Regions from separate parts of the Homo sapiens genome. Here region 1 is linked to region 2. A link is a loop called in an ENCODE intact Hi-C map of the cell type or tissue named here. Cell type or tissue: CD4-positive, alpha-beta T cell. All regions are shown on one strand. Each heading gives the region's core, and the rest is flanking DNA. Links, peaks and the distances in the headings are about the cores only.

Evidence for each region. Peaks named below come from ENCODE experiments on the same cell type or tissue, not always from the same donor. Only the 100,000 strongest peaks of a DNase experiment are listed, where the experiment ranks them.
Region 1: a loop joins it to region 2, with 6 times the contacts of the local background. A loop is called at or near these places in 11 of 110 quality-filtered maps.

What each region holds. Positions count from the first base shown.
Region 1 is chr16:21,945,576-21,948,384 of GRCh38, reverse strand. No RefSeq gene overlaps it. Among named protein-coding and RNA genes, the nearest start is that of UQCRC2, 6.4 kb to the left of the region's middle. In CD4-positive, alpha-beta T cell, for the core only: no CTCF peak of the experiment used is centred there; a DNase peak (open chromatin) is centred at 1,294.
Region 2 is chr16:21,656,257-21,659,065 of GRCh38, reverse strand. METTL9 (methyltransferase 9, His-X-His N1(pi)-histidine) reads right to left here. Exons shown (of 5, transcript NM_016025.5): 5 at 1,595-2,809. Among named protein-coding and RNA genes, the nearest start is that of IGSF6, 5.1 kb to the right of the region's middle. RefSeq lists an enhancer at 690-829. In CD4-positive, alpha-beta T cell, for the core only: a CTCF peak has its summit at 1,687 (motif pointing left); a DNase peak (open chromatin) is centred at 1,695.

The sequences.
Region 1 (2,809 bases), core at 247-2,746, 290 kb before region 2:
GATTTGGCAGTTATCACATTGCCTCTCTAAGTGATAAATTGGGCCAGGCGCGGTGGCTCAGACCTGCAATCCCAACACTTTGGGAGGCCAAGGCGGGCGGATCACCTGAGGTCGGGAGTTTGAGACCAGCCTGAACAACATGGAGAAACCCCATCTCTACTAAAGATACAAAATTAGCCAGGGATGGTGGCGGGTGCCTGTAATCCCAGCTACTCGGGAGGCTAAGGCAGGAGAATCACTTGAACCCAGGAGGCGGAGGTTTGGGTGAGCCGAGATCGCGCCACTGCACTCCAGCCTGGGCAACAAGAGCGAAATTCTGCCTCAAAAAAAAAAAAAAAAAGATAAATTGGAGAGGCCATTTCCTGATAGTCCACACCCGTTGCACTAAATTAACAGTGTTAATTGAATGCAGACACCAGGGAGAAGCAACTTCCTGGGCATGTGCATTAAGAGACAAAATGGCGGAGTATGACTTTCCAGGGTTACTCCACCAGAATAGGGAAGAAAGTCTCAGATGGGCATGGGTACAACTTCTTAAACACGCTGCGCATGCTCACCTCCAACGGGTGAGGGGGGTACCAGGCATGCGGGCAGCCCACCCTAAGGGAAGAATCATGAGAAAGGGGCCAGCCTATAAAGATTACTGTTAAACAGAGCGCTTGACCTCAGTGCCTGGTTGGGTCTCTTCCAAGCATACTTTCCTTTCCTTTTTTATCCTGTTCTAAAGCCTTTTAAATAAACTTCCACTCCTGCTCTGAAACTTGCCTTGGTCTCTTTTTCTGCCTTATGCCCCTCTGTTGATTTCTTTCTTCTGAGGAGGCAAGAATTGAGGTAGCTGCAGATGTACACAGATTCACCGCCAGTAACTCAGATATCGTCCACCGGTAACACATTCAGTTCTCAGTCTAGCAGGTGCCATTCTCTGATAGGCCTCACAGCATCTCTCCCTTTGCACATGGCACAGGCCAGCTCATGACTCACAGCAAACCCCATTCAAATTTCTGGGCCCCCGCTTCGTCTTTATCATCACCCTGCTCTTCAAATTCTAGCTGCTTTAGCAATCCTAAACTCCCTCTTAATTGATCCCTTTTGAGGTTCAGAAGCTACAGTTCAAAAAAACCTAAGATTTATTGTTCCATTTCTGCAAAAGGACGACGTGAAGCTACATTGATCTGCCTTACTACTCGTATCTGAAACCTAGTAGAACATTAGACAGTTTCGTAATTAGGTAATTGTGGGAAAAGGAGCATAGGTGGAGCTATGGGCTTCATTTCAAACAGCAGGGACAAAAGAAAGCACCTCAACATTAGCAGCATCAACAAAAAGTGCAGCAGCATAATGACTCACCTGTAGGTGTTGATAAGCTCATCAGCATGAGGCTCCAGTTCAAGTGAATTCAACCATTTCTTCACATACAGTTGAATCTGGGGCTTAGGGACTCCCCATAATCTGGCATACATGATCATTATTTCCTGAGCAGTCATATATTCTAGCAAGACATCAAATTCAGGACAATAACCAATTCTTGACCTTAACCTAATTACAAGAATTGCATTAAGTAAAGACCCAAGTCATCTATCCCACTAGACAACCATGGATAAGATGGCAAACCTGCAGTCTTCCAGGCCATACTTTTAAGAGTCCTACCAAGATATTTTTTTTCTAAAGGGCTACAAAATTATAGCTGTCAGATCTATTGTAGGACATTGGAATAGTAGGCTCCATAATTCAGTTTTAATGATCTTGGGGATAAAGAAGTTAGAAATGAAATTCCACAGCCTACTCATTTTGGAGGAGTACTAGATTATGACATGGTCTTCTCATTAATCAAGAACTCCAGGGGGAATGGCCGCCATGGAGGTATTTGCACTGTTAAACCTGTACAACATCTTGTCCATATAAAGGCTGAACCAGAACCAAAGCCTTTCCCCACCCTGCCAACCTGGAGACTGCAATGAGTATTGTTTTAGCAATTAGTCAAACACCTCTGTTGATTTACACTCAGGTGAGCATAGCCTATGAACCAGAGAAAGAGCTATATTCTATTATTATTATTATTATTATTTTTGAGACAGAGTTTCACTCTTGTTGCCCAGGCTGGAGTGCAATGGCACGATCTCAGCTCACCACAACCTCTGCCTCCCAGGTTCAAGCAATTCTCCTGCCTCAGCCTCCCTAGTAGCTGGGATTACAGGCATGTGCCACTACGCCTGGCTAATTCTGTATTTTTAGCAGAGACGGGGTTTCTCCATGTTGGTCAGGCTGGTCTCGAACTCCCGAACTCAGGTGATCCACCCGCCTCAACCTCCCAAAGTGCTGGGATTACAAGCATGAGCCACCGCGCCCGGCTCAATTTTGTTTTAATTGGAGACTTCGTATGCTCCTAGACACTTCATAGAAACAAACTCAAATTCCCTCTTTATCTAACAACAACAAAAAAAAGAACAGTAAGCATCTGGTGGGTGTCACTTTATAATAAACAATATCCAATTAAGGATTTGAAAACATTGAACAAGCCACCCCAAAATAGAGCACCTTTATAGACTCTCTTCATCTTGCAATTCTGCAAGAACCATCCTAGTTGTCTATGAATCCTGAAAAGGTGATTAGATTTCTCATATTATTTATGGGGGACTCCATCTATCTACCTAGGCAAGAATCAGAAGAAAATATCTCTGTGTCCCTCTCTCTCCACTTTATTTCTCCTTCTTCTTTATTAGAGGTGAGATAATTGTAGAAAAGAAAACACACTATTTTTAAATAATCCTTTTTTTTCTGGTCATGGATCCCAAATGTTCTTGGTGCAAAA
Region 2 (2,809 bases), core at 201-2,700:
ATGGTGTAACCGTCTCTACTAAAAATACAAAAATTAGCCAAGCATGGTGGCAGGCGCCTGTAATCTCAGCTACTCAGGAGGCTGAGGCAGGAGAATGGCTTGAACCCAGCAGCCAGAGGCTGCAGTGAGCCGAGATCACACCACTGAACTCCAGCCTGGGGGACAGAAAGAGACTCCGTCTCAAAAAAAAAAAAAAAAAAAAAAAAGAGAGGAAGGAAACTCTGACACCCTCTACATCGGTGAACCCTGAGGGCACTGTGCTAAGTGAAATAAGCCAGTCATGGGCCGGGCGCGGTGGCTCACGCCTGTAATCCTGGCACTTTAGGAGGCCGGATCACAAGGCCAGGAGTTCGAGACCAATCTGGCCAACATGGCGAAACCCCATCTCTACTAAAAATACAAAATTAGCCAGGAGTGGTGGTGCACGCCTGTAATCCTAGCTACTCAGGAGGCTAAGGCAGGATTGATTGAACCCAGGAGGCAAAGGTTGAAGTGAGCTGAGATTGCATCACTGCACTCCAGCCTGGGCAACAGAGTGAGACTCTGTCTCAGGAAAAAAAAAAAAAGAAGAATAAGCCGGTCACAAAAAGGCAAATACTGTGTAATTCCAATTATATGGGAGGTGACTGGATCATGGGGCGGATCATGACTACCTAGAGTAGTCAAAGGGACAGAAAGTAGAATGATAGTTGCTAGAGGGTGGGGTGGAGACAATGGAGAGTTGTGTTTATGAACATAGTTTCAGTTTTGCAAGATAAAGGGAGTGCTAGGCCAGGGACAGTGGCTAACACCTGCAGTCCCAACACTTTGGGAGGCCAAGGTAGAAGGATCACTTGAGGCCAGGAGTTTAAGACCAGCCTAGGCAACATAGTCCTGATTTGTCTCAAGTTACTTATGAGCCCAGTTTTGTGCTCAGTGCACTCCTAGACAGTACAACTCAGTCCAGGCTGCCCTGATTCCATGCACTATCTTCTAGCCGGCGGAAGCACTGGATATAAGGTAACTGGGGGTGCTTAAGCATCTGCACTAACATGGTAGGTCACTTTAGTCACTGGAAGCCCATGATACTATACTGACATTGCTGGAGAAAAAGGATCATGTAACACCTCCATCAGTAACCAAGTAGTGGGAAGCAATTAATGAAAACATCTTGCTTCATTAATACTGTAAATAACATACGCAGTATAGCCTATTAATACTATACTCAGAACCAAGTGAAAACAAAGCTTTGCTCAGGAAGACTTGAAACATCTACACTTTATTTTCCAACTCAACTTTTTTCTGTTAAAAGCCAACCATGTAAAAACTGATGACAGGTCACACTGGATGGCAGAAAATACAGTACTGCTTTTAACTACTCTGTACAAGGGATAAATGACTAAGGGCACTGTACCTCCTTTCCTCCCCTTCTCTGAGATCAGTGGTCTGAGCACTTTAGGAGCTTAAAATGCAGGTGCAGGGAGCTAGGAATCAGAGGTGTGGCTTGCATTTCAACCTTTAAGGTCAATTGGTTAGCTTGCTTTTACCACAAATAAAGCTCTTCTTAATTTCTCTAGTACAGTCTTAACTTGATATGAAGCACTTACACGAGGAATGGTGCAGACAAGGCAGCTTTATTGTACTTTGGGGGAGAAAAACATGATTCCATTTACGGGGAAAAAAGCCATTGACACTCAGTAAGCAACACTGCCATCTAGTGGAATGGTGACACACCACCAAGAATTTCAAGACCCGATAGGAAATGTGAGTGGATTTGGTTTCAATTTTCACCACAAAACAGCACTTTTAATAAGCTGGTTTTCAGAGAACTTCAGATTTTTTTGAGAAACTACTTTTTATCTTTAAAATGCATAAATGTATGTGTTTTCTCTGTTTTGGGGGGGTGGTTAAGAATGAGTTGTATTTTTCTTATTAGAGCATAAAGTTCTCTACTTGAAAGTTAGAAAACACTTTGGGGCAACCTGCCTCCTTGAACATCCATCACTTCTGCTTGACAGTCTAACAGCAACCCCTGATTTTAACAGACAGTTTATAAAGAAGCAAAACTCAACTGTACAAGAACGACATTAAGTTTTCTCATTTCCTCTTTCTATTTTTACAATCTATGGTGCTAAGTATTTGTACTTCACTTACTTGAATTCCTGGAAAAAAATCATTAGAACACACCAATAACAATTTTGCATAAATCACATAACCCAACTCTTATTATGACTGCACAGTAACAGTGGAAGATATTGGTGTGAGGATGTGGGAATGCAGTTCTTAATGAATAATAAAGTAATTCTTCAGGTTTTAATTCGCCTTTATACCCAGGTGTTGGAGTGAATGTGTTGATCTGATGACTTCTATGAGCATATAAATGAGAATACTTAATGAAACACCTGGATGAAAAAAGAAATAAAGTAGTGAGGATAACATATTGTTAATAACCACAATCTCATATTGACATTTCTGTTATTACTGAGATTTCAGATTCTGGGTTAAATGCTCTGCTCTTTGGAATATCCACGATGGTTATTGATCTTGCTAATGGGTTCCTCTATGGCAGCATTTCTGGGTTTATGGTTGGAGGCACTCACGGATTCCAGAATGCATGAGTCTGACACGGTCTTCATCAAACCATATTCTTGGCAAATAATAAACTCCTTTAAGGATTTCAGGGAAGAGCCAAGCTCTGGGAGAGAGGTATATAAGTGTAGAGTAAGAAGTTGAATTAAAACATTTTTAGTTGCATTTTGTCAGTAGACAAAACTGAATGTTTCAATTCTGAGAACCTGAGATTGTCCAGAAAAAAACAAAGTTCAGTGTA